Linked DNA regions of Homo sapiens: region 2 is linked to region 1. Evidence: read pairs that join two places in POLR2A ChIA-PET (ENCODE). Cell type or tissue: OCI-LY7. All regions are shown on one strand.

Region 1 (8,000 bases):
AAATATAGCCAGGCATGGTGATAGGTGCCTGTAGTCCTTGCTACTTGGGAAGCTGAGCTGGGAGGATCACTCGAGCCTGGGAGGTCAACTGTAATGAGCCGTAATCGTGCCACTGCACTCCAGCCTAGGCAACAGAGTGAGACCCTGTCTCAAAAAAGAACAGTTAAGATGAAGGGGATACTAATTTATAGAATTGTCAACACCTTTAAAAAATTACCATTTATTGGGCACCCACTAAATAGACCCCGTCTATAAAAAGATAGAGATAATCACCTTTGCTATTAATCCCTACCAAGTGTGTCCCATTTGTAAGGGAGATAAATACATAAAAAGGTAAGTGTAATGCATTGTAATGGGCCCATGAAGCAAGAATTTTTTATTTTTTTATTTTTATTTATTTATTTTTATTTTTTTTGAGACAGAGTCTCGCTCTGTTGCCAGGCTGGAGTGCAGTGGCTCGATCTCGGCTCACTGCAACCTCCGCCTCCTGGGTTCAAGCGATTCTCCTGCCTCAGCCTCCCAAGTAGCTGGGACTACAGGCATGCACCTCCACGCCCAGCTAATTTTTGTATTTTTAGTAGAGACGGGATTTCACCATGTTAGCCAGAATGGTCTTGATCTCTTGACCTTGTGATCTGCCCACCTCGGCCTCCCAATGAAGCAAGAGTTTAAGTCACTCACTTGGAGACCTGAAGTCTTGAAAATTGATGAGATAATGAAGAGCACAGAAAAACAAGAAAAGGACTACATGGAAGCATTTAAAGAACCATTACATTGACAAGAGAAAGGAAGAGTCCGAAAAAAGTACAGCTACTCCTTGACTTACATCTGGATAAACCCATTTGTAATTTGAAAATAATGTTAAGTTGAAAATGCACTTAATATGCCTAACCTACGAAGCATCATAGCTTAGCCTAGCCTACCTTACACGTTTTCAGAATGCTTACATGAGCTTGCTGTTGGGCAGAATCATCTGGCAACACATACCCTGTACAGTATCAGGTGTTTACTGTTGTCTAACCCTTGTGACTGACTGGGAGCTATGGCTTGCTGGCACTGCCCAGCATCACACGAAAATATTGTACTGCGTATTGCTAGCCTGGGCAAAGATCACAATTCAAAGTATGGTTTCTGTTGAGTTGCTTTCTCACCTCACAATATTGTAAAGTTGAACAATCTTAAATTGAACTATCGTCCTAAGTTAGGGACCATCTGTAATCACAGGGTAGGGAGAAGATCAGGATATGTTAATACAGTGGTTGTCACTCATTGCTGCTCTCTGACAAAGACTTCAGCCCTTTGTGAATATTATCAATGTAAGATTGTTAACTTTTTTTTAAGGTGAGTTGTTCCTTTTTCCAAGATTTGTCTTTTATGACATACTGTCTTTAATGAAATTGTGATATTAAAATTTTTAATCTTCTACTTATCCAAATAAAATAGGCAATCCTGTGTCAGTCCTTAAAACATCTTTTGAATTTTTTTAGCTTGATGTAATCCAGGTTTGAGAACTGCTGGTCTAATGATGTAATGTCATGGAAATCAGGGGATTTAAGATGGGTTTTGCTAAGGAACATGTAAACAGTGTAAGCCATTGAAGTTGGGGATTCACAGGTTATTGACTTTTTCTTTTTTTTGACAATTTCACTCTTTCACACAGGCTGGAGTGCAATGGCACAATCTCGGCTCACTGCAGCCTCCCGCTCCCGTGTTCAAGAGATTCTCGTGATTTAGCCTCTTGAGTAGCTGGAATTACAAGCCTGGGCCACCGTGCCTGGCTTTCATTGACTTTTGAGAGTATATTGATTAGGGTTCTTTGTTGTAGAAAACAATTTTTTTTGTTTGTTTGTTTGAGACGGAGTCTTGCTCTGTTGCCTGGCCTGGAGTGCAGTGGCGTGATCTTGGCTCAGTGCAACCTCTGTCTCCCGGATTCAAGCAATTCTGCCTCAACCTCCCGACTAGCTGGGATTACAGGCATGTGCCATTACGCCTGGCTAATTTTTTTGTATTTTTAGTAGAGATGGGGTTTCACCATATTGGTCAGGTTGGTCTTGAACTCCTGACCTTGTGATCCGCCTGCATTGGCCTCCCAAAGTGCTGGGATTACAGGCGTGAGCCACCGCGCCCAGCCGAAAACAAATATTTAAAAGCATGGTTGTGTATCTTTCAACCACAGTCAGCTTCATGGGTGACAAGCAAAGTAAGCAAGAACTGGGATCTTAACTTAGATTGGCATTTGGGGAATTGGGTATGGGTCAGTGAGAAGAGCAAGAGACTTCAGGGAGTCAAAAGTCATGGTAGCTTACAAGTGTGGGCCCTTACTCTGCTGGGAAGCTCTGCTGTATCTCTGTAGTTCATTCTTCAGTTTCACGCTTTAATTCTTCTCACACCCCTCAACTCCTCTGCACCTACCCATACTTTTAGCTGAAGGTCTTGCTGTCTACTTAGTTGAGAAGATAGAAGCAATCAGGGTAGACCTTCCAAGCTCTCATTGCATTAGTACCCACGTGTTCTGCTTTCCCACCTATGTATTCATGAGCCTGCTGAAGGCCAGTCTTCACTGGTACATCCCATCTCACCCCTCTGAACTGCTGAAGGATATTTCAGCAGTTTTCTGTATCAGCTGCATCGTTTTCTTTTTCTACTGGGTTATTCCTATCAGTGCAGTAAAAAACTTATTTTGACCACACATCCCCTTTTAGCCTACATGCTCCTTTTCTCTGTTGTGCAGCAACACTTCTCAAAAGAGTTGTCTATACTTTTAGTCTCCAGTTCCTTCCCTCTTGAACTCACTGGAATCAGGCTTTCACCACCTCCCCTATCCAACATCATCACTGACACTTCCATGTGAATCCAGTGATGAGTTCTCAGCTTTTTATCCTATTTAATAACATTTGAAAATGGTCACTCTACCTTCTTGAAACATGTTTCTGCTTAGCTTCTGGGTCCCCACACTTTGATGGTTTTTTTCCTCAGTCTCCCCAATCTTTAAAGCTGTATGTCAAGGTTCCATCTCTTTTTACGTTCACTTTGTTGATGATCTCATCTGGGTCCATGGATTTAAATAAAATTGGTCTACAGTCTGTATTTCTGTCATGAACTGCAGACTCTTATCCAGCTATCTACTTAACATCTCCACTTCGATGTCTGGTAGGCACCTAAAAGTTAACATGTGTATAAAAAGAGTTCTTCTGTCTCTCATTATTTGTGGAATCTATAGACAAATTATTAGAATTAATGAGAGTTTAGCAAGGTTGCTGGATATAATTTATGCCAGCAGTAAACAGCCATTTAAAGGAAATAATGCAATAGCATCAAAAAATATATATAAAGGTACCTAAGAATAAATCCTTTTTTTTTTTTTTTTGTCGCCTGGGCTGGAATGCAGTGGCACAATCTCAGCTCACTGCAACCTCCGCCTCCCGGATTCAAGTGATTCTCCTGCCTCAGCCTCCCGAGTAGTTGGGACTACAAGCGCCTGGCCACCATGCCCAGCTAATTTTTTTATTTTTAGTAGAGACATGGTTTCATAGTGTTGGCCAGGCTGGTCTCGAGCTCCTGACCTCGTGATTTGCCTGCCTTGGCCTCCCAAAGTGCTGGGATTACAGGCATGAGCCACCGCACCCAGCCTGAATAAATCTTTTTAAAAAGGTATTATTGCATCTTTATGGAGAAAAGTTTAGAACTTTATTTGATGATGTTAAAGAAGACTTAAATAAGAAGTTGACCGTGCTCATGATTTGGAAGATTTATTATGAAGATGTCAGTTCTCCCATTTTGATCTAGATTTATTGCCATTCCAAGCAATGTCATAGCAATATTTTCCCCCTTAAATTTGACAGTTGTTTTTAAAATTATTTATTTATTTATTTATTTATTATTATTAGAGACAGAGTCTCGCTCTGTCACCCAGGCCTGGAGTGCAGTGATGCCATCTCTGCTCACTGCGGCCTCAGCTTCCCAGGTTCAAGCAATTCTCCCACCTCAGCCTCCTGAGTAGTTGGGACTACAGGTGCAAGCCACCACATGCAGCTGATTTTTGTATTTTCTTTGTTGTAGAGATGGGGTTTCACCATGATGCTGAGGTTGATTTCAAACTCCTGAGCTCAAGCAATTCTCCCACCTCAGCCTCCCAAAGTGCTGGAATTACAGGCATGTACCACCGTGCCTGGCCTGTTTTAAAACTAATATTAAAGAGTCAGAGAGGCTGGGCATGGTGGCTCAAGCCTGTAATCCCAGCATTTTGGGAGGCCCAGGTGGATCAGTTGAGGCCAGGAGTTCAAGACCAGCTTGGCCAACATGGTGAAACCCCGTGTCTACTAAAAATACAAAAATTAGCTGGGCATGGTGGCACATGCCTGTAATCCCAGCTACTTGAGAAGGTGAGGCACGAGATTTGCTTGAACCTGGGAGGCAGAGGTTGCAGTGAGCTGAGATCACACCACTGTACTCCAGCCTAGGTGATGGAGTGAGACTGTCTCAAAAAAAAAAAAAAAAAAAAGCCAGAGAGCCAAGAATAGCTAAGGCATTTTATAGGTATATTATGAGGGGAGATGGCCTTGCTCTAATACATATCAGAATATTATTGTAAAGGTATGATAGTTAAGACATATGGTAGTCCGGGCGCGGTGGCTCACGCCTGTAATCCCAGCACTTTGGGAGGCTGAGGCGGGCGGATCACTTGAGGTCAGGAGTTCGAGACAAGCCTGGCTAACACAGTGAAACCCCGTCTCTAGTGAAAATACAAAAAATTAGCTGGGTGTGGTGGCGGGCGCCTGTAGTCCCAGCTACTCGGGAGGCTGAGGCAGGAGAATGGCGTGAACCTGGGAGGCGGAGCTTGCAGTGAGCCGAGATCACACCACTGCACTCCAGCCTGGGTGACAGAGTGAGACTCCATCTCACAAAAAAAAAAAAAAAAAAAAAGACATATGGTAGTAGTGTAGAAATATGTAAATAAGCCAATGGAACATAAATTTGGAAGCAGTTGCATACATATATAGAAACAATTTATGATAGAGCTGGCTGTATAAATCAGTGGAAAAAGAATACTTCTGGGACAGTTTTTTTTTCATATGGAAAAGAATGAAATTGGACCTGGGTCTCATACCGTATACAAATCATTTCCAACTGATTGTAAATGTGAAAGACAAAACTTAAAACTAAGAAGTCAATATAGGTAAATTGTTTGGACCTTGGAGAAGAACTGTTACAAACAAGACACAGAAATGTGAATCATAAAGGAAATGACCAGCAGCTTTGATTGCATCTAAATTAAGAACGTGTGCTCATCAAGACATGGGAAAGAAAATCAAAAGATAACCCATGAAGTGGAAAAAGGTATTTGCAACTCATATAATCATAGGATTCGTATCTGATTTATTCTCTTGCATTAATAAGATCAACAACCAAAAGAAGAATGGTAAAAAGAATAGGTATCCTATAAAAAGGGAAGTACAAAGACCTGATAAATAGATTAAAAGACCACACAGTAGGTGATCGTGTTAAACCTACCAGCAGAGCAAAGAATAACCTCCAGTCTGGCCATATGTAGTTTGGTTGAAGATGTAAAGCAGATGGAACGCTTAAAATGCTGCTGCTGATGGTGAAAACTGGTTACACGTTGTTCAGAAGTATTATGACATTACCTTGTGAAGTTGAAGATGTACTGCCCTACTAGTCACCAAAGCATTTATTAATACACTCATTCAGGAAATATTTATCTACTATGTTCCAGATAGTGTTCTGTGTGCTTGGGATCAGTGGGAGACAGATAAAGATAGATTGATAACTAGTGATACAGGGAAATACTAAAAAGGAGTTCAGTTTTGTGCCAACTTATGTTTTTCATTTTTATGGATATAAGTTCTAAGAATGTTACATACTGTTTGATCAGTGCCACTCAGTTCTTTGAATCCTTGTATTTACTAAAAGTCACTTCACAATCCATCAAAAATTATTTTTAATGATCCCTTAGCTGAGAACTACATTCTTTTTCTATTTTGTGGAATACACAGATTGTAAACTATCCAATTAGTTTATGAAATCATGTTACTTAGTCATTTTCTCAATTTTGGCAGGGGGTTGGAGGGGGGGTCATACCCAAAAGCCTTTACCCCGAAGAAGACTTTCAAATGACTAAACTATGTCTGTTATTCTTTTACTTAAAGTCACTTTGTTTATGGAGCCAAAATTAAACAAGGCTGGTCAAAAGTCAGATGCTGCATACTTTTAGATTTTCCCATAGAGCTATTAAATCCCTGGGCTGGCCACAGTGGCTCACACCTACAATTCTAGCACTTTGGGAGGCTGAGGCAGAAGGGCCCCTTGAGGCCAGGAGTTTGACACCAACCTGAGCAACATAGTGAGACCTCCATCTCTAGCACCACTGTTGGTGGCATGCGCCTATTGTCTCAGCTACTTGGGAGGCTAAAGCAAGAGGATTGCTTAAACTCAGGAGCTTAAAGCTATGGTGAACTATGATTGTGCCAATGTACTCTAGTCTGGGCAACAGAGTGAGACCCTGTCTCCAAAAAAAGAAAGAATAATCTCTGTATTTGAGCCAAACTTAAATGGTGTTACAGAGAGGACAATGCTTTTTAATTGTTTTATATAGTATAGATAGAATGGAAACTATTTCATGGTTGAAGATGTGCTCAAAATTATGCTTTTGACAGAATTAAAATGGTGTATCAATGACAGATGGAGAATGTATTGAAATTAAGTGAAGCTTTTAATTTTTATTTTTTTAGACACAGTCTCACTGTCACCCAGACTGGAGCGCAGTAGTACAGTCATAGCCTACTGCAACCTTGAATTCCTGGGCTCAAGGTGAGGTGATTGTCTCACCTCAGCCTCCCAAGTAGGCGCCCACCACCATGCCTGGCTAAGTTTTAAATTTTTTGTAGATACAGGGTCTCCCTATTTTGCCTAGGCTGGTGAAGTTTTTCAAGTTTAGGGCATTACATCGGCCATTAACATCCTCAAGAACATTTGTTCAGCCTAATATGTAGATGCAGGTGTTCTGTTTTGGTTTTTTTGTTTTGTTTTTGTTTTTGAGACAGAGTCTTGCTCTGTTGCCCAGGCTGGAGTGCAGTGGTGTGATCTCGGCTCACTGCAACCTCTGCCACTTCCCGGGTTCAAGCAGTTCTTGTGCCTCAACAGCCCAACTAGCTAGGATTACAGGTGTGTGCCATCATGCCCGGCTAATTCTTGTATTTTTAGTAGAGATGAGGTTTCACCATGTTGGCCAGGATGGCCTTGAACCCCTGACCTCAAGTTATCCGCCTGCCTCAGCCTCCCAGAGTGCTGAGATGACAGGCGTGAGCCACTGCACCTGGCTAGGTGTTCTGTTTTTAAGTGTGCAATTTAATTTATTAGGTACTTAAAAAATTTCATAAATATTCCTACAGAATTTTGAATACTATAAATATATTCATTCTTATTTCAGCGCATATCTTTTCTAAACTGTCATTCATCAACCATTTCTCTGCAAACTTATTTATGCCTATCATATACTAGTTAGATTAACTTAATGGGAATATTTTGAAAATAGAGGGGTACCAGTCAGAGCTGTGGGAGAAAGGTAATTTTCTGTGGGTTGAGGAATAAATGGGTGAGTGAGGAAATAAAGACAATAAGGGTACACTATTCTGTATAGATTTTTGTTAAGACTAGAGGGCAGGCGTGGCTCACACCTGTAATCCCAGCACTCTTGGAGGCCAAGGCAAGTGGATCACTTGAGGCCAGGAGTTGGAGACCAGCCTGGCCAACATGGTGAAACTCCGTCTCTACTAAAAATACAAAATACAGGTCACACATGCCTGTAATCTCAGCTGTTCGGGAGGCTGAGGCACAAGAATTGTTTGAACCCAGGAGGTGGGGGTTGCAGTGAGCCAAGATTGAGCCATTGTACTCCAGCCTGGGCGACAATGAGACTCTGTCTCAAAGAACTGGAGAGTAAAGCACATAAAGGATATACCTGGAGCAAGATACAGGCTCTA
Region 2 (8,000 bases), 240 kb before region 1:
GAAAATCTGAAGTACACTCCCTTAGCCCTGTGGGTTAAACAAAGGCAGTTCAAGACAGATAATTGAGGTGAAATGAATTCTAGGTCTCTTCTTTCACTGGTTCTCTAATTTACTGATGAATTCACTTGGCACTTCTTCATTAAATAAGCCTGAGCTGCTCTTGGAAAAGTCACCCTGAAGAGGAAGCCTTCTTCCACTCCCAGCTTTGATATTCTCACCTAATAAAGTTTATTTCTATATTGGCCAATATAGAAATAAAATAGAGGTCACACCCTAAAGGACCCATGCTTGAATCTGCAAGGGCAGATCTGAGGTCCTGAGCTGACAGGCCATGGGCAGAAATACAATACCCTCTCTAGTCAAAGGAGGAGGTACTTTTTGTTTCCATTGGTTTCTCACATTCACGGGGTTTGTATTTGCAGCCTTGACACTAACTTTAAATAAACATTTGCTTTCAAGGGAAGAAAATAATTGTCTTCATTTTTTTACCCAGTTCTCCAAGTATTCAGGAACCCCTAAAATGACATCTAATTCAGTTTCTGGAATTGGAAACCTCATATGCCCCTGCCAAGGACCACTGTTTTGACCTTGAATTAATCAAGCCAGCTCAGCCCTCTTCCTGACAGGCATCTCCAAAACAGTCTTCATCCAAATGAACGAAGCTGTGTTAGTTGGCATTAGTTTTTTTTCCTGACATCTGCCAGTTTCCATAGAGACCCCAACCTCCTTACTGAATCCGCAGACATGGTGCTCCCAGTCTCTCTTGCCTCCGTTTCATCATTCTCCTGGCTACTCAAGTTTTGCCCTCACACTGGAGTCTTGGTAGGAAGTTCTCTCACACAAGGGGTATGCAGTTCTGTCAGCCAAAGGAAATTATAAAAGCTTCCCAAACTTACGGCAAAAATTAAAGTACTTTTCTTCAAAAACATGATCTTCAGAACACCCCTCCCATCCCCCCACAAAAGACCTAAGAGCCCACGAGGCAGCAGTGGGACAGTGACAAGTTCCAGATCCCAAATGAATCAGCTGTCCTCTGATCTGCCTGACATCATTCACACTCAGCCAGCAACAAATCAGAGCTACAGAAAGCACCTTGTTCCTGCGTCAGTGACAAGCACCAAACTCCCTCCCCCACAAATCAGTTGCAACCTCCAACCCTGAGGCCTGGCGGCAGTAAAAACTCTGGCAGAAATTATACATAGCAACTTGAAAACTCACACTGTGTCAGAAATACTATTAACCCAGAAGGCATGGGCCAGGCTAAACAGCTGTTGCAGTGGGCAAGGGACTGGAAGAAACTGGTAAAATAATGAGCGAAGACTATGTGGGCGTTTCTGCAGCATTATTCATTCTCAAACCCAAGCCTGAAGGAAGACTACAGGGCTTTAATGTTAGGGCTCAAAGCACAGTCATTATTCAAATGCCGAATCTGACCAACTTAACTAAACTGTACTCCTTCAGACAAAGTTCAGTGCCATTTTTTGTTCAATTTCTATTACTCTCTAATCATTCTTGTGGTAAGAAAAGCCATAAGGAAAGTTAAGAAAATAAGCCCAGAAACTAGCTTAATTTCATCCATTAATGTTTAAGGTAAGTTGCAGAAGACCTCTATTGAAGGGTAAGCTAAGCATACTTCTGTATGCTTTGGTTTCCCCACCTGTAAAATGAAGATCATTAAGGTACCTAATATATAGGTTGTGGTGAGGACTAATACATGTAAACAGCAAAGTGCCTAGCACAGAGAAAGCACTATAAAAGTGTTAGCTATTACTGTAAGTCTTGCCCTCTTGGAGCAATCTCCCAGTCTAAAGGAAGAGATTAGTCCCAACAAATAGGAAGACATCTGAGAAAAAGAACCTAGACTCAAGAAAACCAAGTGATCAAGTAAACTGTGGAGCTAAACCCTGGCAGCTAAGAGAGCCAAAGAGAAGCAAGTCTTGTCCCCTGCTTCAGCGGCTCTGCCAACTCTGAGGGGCTTCTCTCATTCACCTAGATGACAAAGCGTATCAAACTGTTTTTTCTAGGGTAATGTTCAAAGGACTAACTCATAGGCAAACCAGTGCTTTTTCAAATGTGGGTCACACCTCTTTAGTAAGACATTATATCAATTTAGGAAGTCAGGATCAACATTTTCTAAAAAGGGAAACTACCTGCACACAAAAAGTACATATACAAATGAAATAGAATAGAAAAGAAAATATTAGTCCTTCGCACACAGCAAGGGTAAGCACTGTTTTGTGAAATGTGTGTTTATGACATCCATTACTGAAATACATACAAATATACAAATGCGAACGTGTGTGATGGGTCATAATGTAAACTTTATTTGTTATTGAAGTCAAAGTCTAAAAAGTTTGAAAGCCACTGTTCTAATTACCCAAGCAAACTCACCCACCTAGTAGCCACAAGCCCTCACTTTTCCTCTCCATGTATTAGTCCAATTATTCAGCCCTCTCAGCACCCTCTTTTTTTCAGAATCCCCAGTTCAGTAGCAGGTCCTAAAGATAACTAGAACACCTTAGAAATCTAACAGTTCTCAACAAGTACTGGCTCCTACTTTGGAAAGCCTTGTGATGATATCAGGGTCAGTTGCCAAAAGCCCCAACCTTGGGTCTATCCTCCCATCCCCAGCTAAGGCTTGCAGTTATGGCTGAATCCTAAGTTTCTACTCAATATTCTCCAATTCTCTAATACCCGAGACCAGGCTACATAATAATAATAATAATAATAATAATAATAATAATAATAATAATAATATAACAATAATAATAATGACATAACAGCAACCAACATTTATTAAGTGCTTAACTATTAGGTTCTATTCTAAGCATTTTACACATTAATATTCATGTAGTACTCATCATAGCCATATGATATATGTACTATTATTCCATTATTATTATTTTTAAAATTATTATTATTTTTTAAAGACACAGAGAAGTTAAGATCATGCCAATGGTAAGTAGAAAAGTAGCATTTCCTCAATATGTTGGCACCTGGTTACCTATATATGAATTATACTAGCCAGAAGTGTCTTCAGCCAAGTTGGTAAACTGGAGCAGTCTAACTCAAGTTTCCAATGCTATAAATCACTGCGCTTTACCTTTCAGTAGAAATTTCTGACAACAGCAGCAAATGGATTCTTTCTAGCCTGCTCTGCATATATTGAAGAGCAGTACTATTGCAGAGCAGTACTCCTTGGGTGGAGGAGAGAGAACACGGAGCTCCTTAAATAATGCCAAAGTGAGAAAATATTTGTTTGATTTTTAGAGAATGAAAGCCATATTTTACATCCTTTATCTGACCAAAGAAGATATTACTTTTACCTCCAGGTAACACATCCCCACACAGAGTACTTTCTTTAGTGGCATTAGAATCCATTTGTGCCAATATTCCTGTGACTTTGCCAGGACTAGGAAGGCCTAACATTTCCCTGGGACTGGTGACAGGGCTCAATAATTTGCAGTATGGTGAAAGAAACACCTGCCTTCTCTTATTCATTCACACATTTATTTATTGACTGTAGAGCCAGAAGAAAGGCCTCTGCTATGGGCTTCTCACTTTAGAGATCCTGCAAAATAACACACACACACAAAACAAATTAATTAAAGAAATGGGGTTTCCTCTGTCACAAGATTCTGCACTGGCAAAGCAGAACCCTAAAAATCCATTCTTGCAAATTGTACAGTTCAGACCACAGGAAAACCTTTGTCCACATATTTCTTCCCATGTCCTTTAAAAGAGAGGCAACTATATCAGAACGCCATTTATGGGCTGTGAAACTGCAAACTTCAGAGAACTCTGCCTGAGATTATGAAATATTTGAGGAGCACAGGGTGTCAGAATAAAAGACAAGACAAATTAACTGTTATATCCTTCCTGTCAAATAACATCAATATCATAGATACCTTTCCTAAGAAAGTATTGTCTCCTAACAGAGTCAAACATCCATTTATTTGATTTCTTCCTGTTCCAATTCACAGTTCTGAAGGTACTCATAATTTAGCTCACTATTCCTAACAGTAGCACACAGCAATTGAGGAACATTTTGCAGAATTAAGGAATTCACATTACTAGTAAATGTATTTATATGCAGGTCTAGAAATGGCACATGTAAGGCAAGGAACCAATTTATTACACTGATAAATGGTTGAACAGTTAATGCTAGAATTACAATTTATTTTTATAAAAATATGTACTTACAAAAATTTTTAATTCAGCTTATTTAAATTAATTTTGAATATTTAAAAGAAAAATAACTTTTAAAAGAATAAAAAACTTCCATTTTTTACGCTTTATATTTTTGATGAGAATATATTCAAACTTTGTACTCTGTGGATATAACTACGTCTTATTTTTAAATCCTACAGATCACTGAAAATGAGTACGTTGTGATCCCAACATAGACAGAAAAATAAGACAGTGGAGCTTAGAAGAGGAAAAAGAGAAAATCTACAAATAAGCTAGTCTGCTTAAATTTGGGGAAAAAAAAAAAAAACAACTGCACACAAAAAGTACTTACACAATTACTATCACTGAAGATTGGAAACACAGAAAATAAACCAGAGTATTCAAAAAAGACAAGTAGCTGGGCACAGTGGCTCATGCCTGTAATCCCAGCACTTTGGGAGGCCGAGGCAGGCAGATCTCTTGAGCCCAGGAACTCGAGACCAGCCTGGCTGAGGCAGGAGAATCACTTGAACCCGGGAGGCGGAGGTTGCAGGGAGCCGAGACGGCACCACTGCACTCCAGCCTGGTCGACAGAGCGAGACTGTCTTCAAAAAAGAAAAGAAAGGGCCAGGTGGGGTGGCTCACGCCTGTAATCCCAGCACTTTGGGAGGCAAAAGTGGGTGGATCACGAGGTCAAGAGATCAAGACCATCCTGGTCAACATGGTGAACCCCCGTCTCTACTAAAAATACAAAAATTAGCTGGGCGTGGGGGCGCATGCCTGTAGTCCTAGCCACTTGGCAGGCTGAGGTAGAAGAATCACTTGAACCCAGGAGGGGGAGGTTGCAGTGAATTGACCACACCACTGCACTCCAGCCTGGCGACAGAGCCAGACTCTGTCTCCAAAAAGAAGGAAAAAAAAAAAAAGACGATATAGAATGATGGTGTGATTGTTCTTAAAAGCATAATATTATATATACAATATTTAGCCAGATTCCCCTCTCCTCCGATGGTTTAAAAATAGTCACAGAAAACAATGGAAAATTTATAGGTTTAACGTAAATGATATTGAAAAGTAACGTTAAAATGGCTGCACATATAAGAATGATTTTTAAAATGATAAAACAGTCACTGCCTATGATAAAGCCTTAAATGAAATTATTTATTTAACTGATAATAAAGTGAGAAAAAGATACCTAACTTTTTTAAGTAAATATTATTCAGTTCTATAGATTATAACAGGGACAAAAGTCATGTTAAACAACAAACTTTACATACTGTCGAGTTACCTAAAGAAGAAAACAAGAAAGTAGAAATAAATGAGAATTTTATAGCTTTACATTTGATGTAAAAAGTACACGCTTTGTCTTCAGTGAGAACTAAAGAAAAAAAGTTTCGATTTTAGGCAGGGACCTAAAGATTGGCAAACTTCCACCTGTAACTATGACATTACCGAAAGAGAACTAGCCATTCTACTACAAATTACCATAAGAATAGACAAAATATACAATGTAATAGTTTTCAGGCACTGGGACACATGTAATGCAAGAAAGAAAACCCAGAAAGAAGGGAAACTCAAAAGTCAGGCTGCTCCCTCCTCAGCTGCCTGGGAGCAATTTTCTTACAAGGGCAGACAGCTAGAGTTCAAGCAGAGCACAGTAGTTCCACTAAGCTGAGGAGGCATGGGCTAGAGTTCAGGTAAGCTAATCAAGCAGACATTGCATGTTCACCAAGAAAGACCACATGCTAGGCCATAAAAAAAGTCTCAAGAAATTTCAAAATATTGAAATTCCATAAATTATGCTGTCTAACCACAACAGAATTAAATTAGAAATCAACTACAATAAAATATAAAATCTTCCAATATTTGGAAACGAAACCACATATTTCTAAATAATCTATTGGTCAAAGATGAAATGACAAAGAAAATTAGAAAATATTTTGAATTACACTATAATAAAGACACACACACCAAATTATGGAATACAGTTAAAGGAGTGCTTAGAGGCACATATATAGCTTTAAATGCTTATATCAAAAAAGGAAGACCTGAAATCACTAATCCATACCTCTGCATTAAAAACTTTAAAAAGTCCAGGGAGGGATAGCATTGGGAGAAATACCTAATGTAGATTATGGGTTGATGGGTGCAGCAAACCACCATGGCATGTGTATACCTATGTAACAAACCTGTACGTTCTGCACATGTATCCCAGAACTTAAAGTATAATAAAAAACAATTTAAAAAAACTTAAAAGTAAATTAAATTCAAAATATAATAAAGAAAAGAAAGCAGAAATTAGGAACAGAAAATAAAAAAATTAACAAAACCAAAAATTGGTTCTTTGACAATATTAATAAAATTAATAAAACCACAGTAATAGACATCAAGAAGAAAAGGAGAGAAAACATAAATCATCAATATCAGAAATAAAAGATGAGTTATCACAACAAATCTAAAGACAGCAAAAGAATAATAAGAGAATAGCAGGAACAATTTATGCCAATACATTCTATAACTTATTTAAAATAGACAAAAAGTTCAAAAAATAACTTACCAAAACTGACTTTAATATAGATGTGCATTATGCTAAGTGACATAAGCCAGACACAAATGAACAATACTATATGATTCCACTGATATGAAGTATTTAGAAGAGGCAAATGCATAGAAAAAGAAAGTAGAACAGAGACTGCCAAGGCCTGGGGTAAGGGAAGAAGGGTGTTACTGCTTAATGGGCACAGAGTTTCTACCTGGGACCATGGAAAAGTTTTAGAAATAGATGGTGACAACAGTTGCATGACATTGTGAATATAGTTAATGTCATTACATTGTATACTTAAAAATGGTTAAAATGCCAGAAGTTGAGGCACAAGAATTGCTTGAATTTGGGAGGCAGAGGCTGCAGTGAGCTGAGATCACGCCACTGCACAGCCTGGGTGATAAGAGCGAGACTCTCTCAAAAAAAAAAAAAAAAGTTAAAATGGCAAATTTTGTTATATATACCTTGCCATAATTTTTAAGACTTTAAAGAAATTAATTCAAAAGGAGTTAAGATTCAAACATAAAAGCTAAAATTACAAACTTCTAGAAGAAAACATTGGAGAAAATCTTCATGATCTTGGGATGGGCACAGATTTCTTGGACAGAATGAGTGAGTACTAACTATAAAAACTCACAAAGAACATCAAAATTAAGACCTTCTGCTCTCTGAAAGACATCCTTCCAAAAAGGAAAAGACAAGCTGGAGAAAAATAAGTCACAATATATATAGTGATGCATCACTTAACAACAGAGATACCTTCTGAGAAATGCATTGTTAGGCGATTTCATCATTATGTGAACATCATGGAGTATACCTGCATAAACCTAGATGGTATAGCCTACCACACACATAGGCTATATGGTATTGTATAGCCTATAGACTGCTTCCAGGCCGCAAACCTGTATAGCATGTTACTGCATTGAATACTGTAAGCAACTGTAACACAATGGTAAGTATTTGTGCATTTAAACATAAAAAAGGTACAGTAAAAATACATGTAAAAGATAGAAATGGTACACTTGTATAGGGCACTTACCATGAGTGGGGTTTGCATGACTAGAACTTGCTCTGGGTGACTGAGTGAGTGGTGAGTAAATGTAAAGATCTAGCACATTACTGTCTACTACTGTAGACTTTATAGAAACATTGTATGCTTGGGCTACACTATTTAATATTGCATAATAACATTATATAAACATATAATATAATTATTATATGTTACAAACTTATATAATTATATATTATATAATTGTATCATATAAAATAACATATAATATAATTATAT

The links. Peaks named below come from ENCODE experiments on the same cell type or tissue, not always from the same donor. Only the 100,000 strongest peaks of a DNase experiment are listed, where the experiment ranks them.
Region 2: POLR2A ChIA-PET joins it to region 1 with 16 read pairs; 3 of 35 experiments call an interaction of 5 or more read pairs at or near these places.

What each region holds. Positions count from the first base shown.
Region 1 is chr1:45,667,711-45,675,710 of GRCh38, reverse strand. All of the region lies in intron 2 of GPBP1L1 (GC-rich promoter binding protein 1 like 1), which reads left to right. Among named protein-coding and RNA genes, the nearest start is that of GPBP1L1, 15 kb to the left of the region's middle. In OCI-LY7, no CTCF peak of the experiment used is centred here; no DNase peak of the experiment used is centred here.
Region 2 is chr1:45,906,611-45,914,610 of GRCh38, reverse strand. All of the region lies in intron 4 of MAST2 (microtubule associated serine/threonine kinase 2), which reads right to left. It overlaps LOC105378694 (a long non-coding RNA gene), which reads left to right and starts at 5,377. Exons shown (of 5, transcript XR_001738038.2): 1 at 5,377-7,664. In OCI-LY7, no CTCF peak of the experiment used is centred here; no DNase peak of the experiment used is centred here.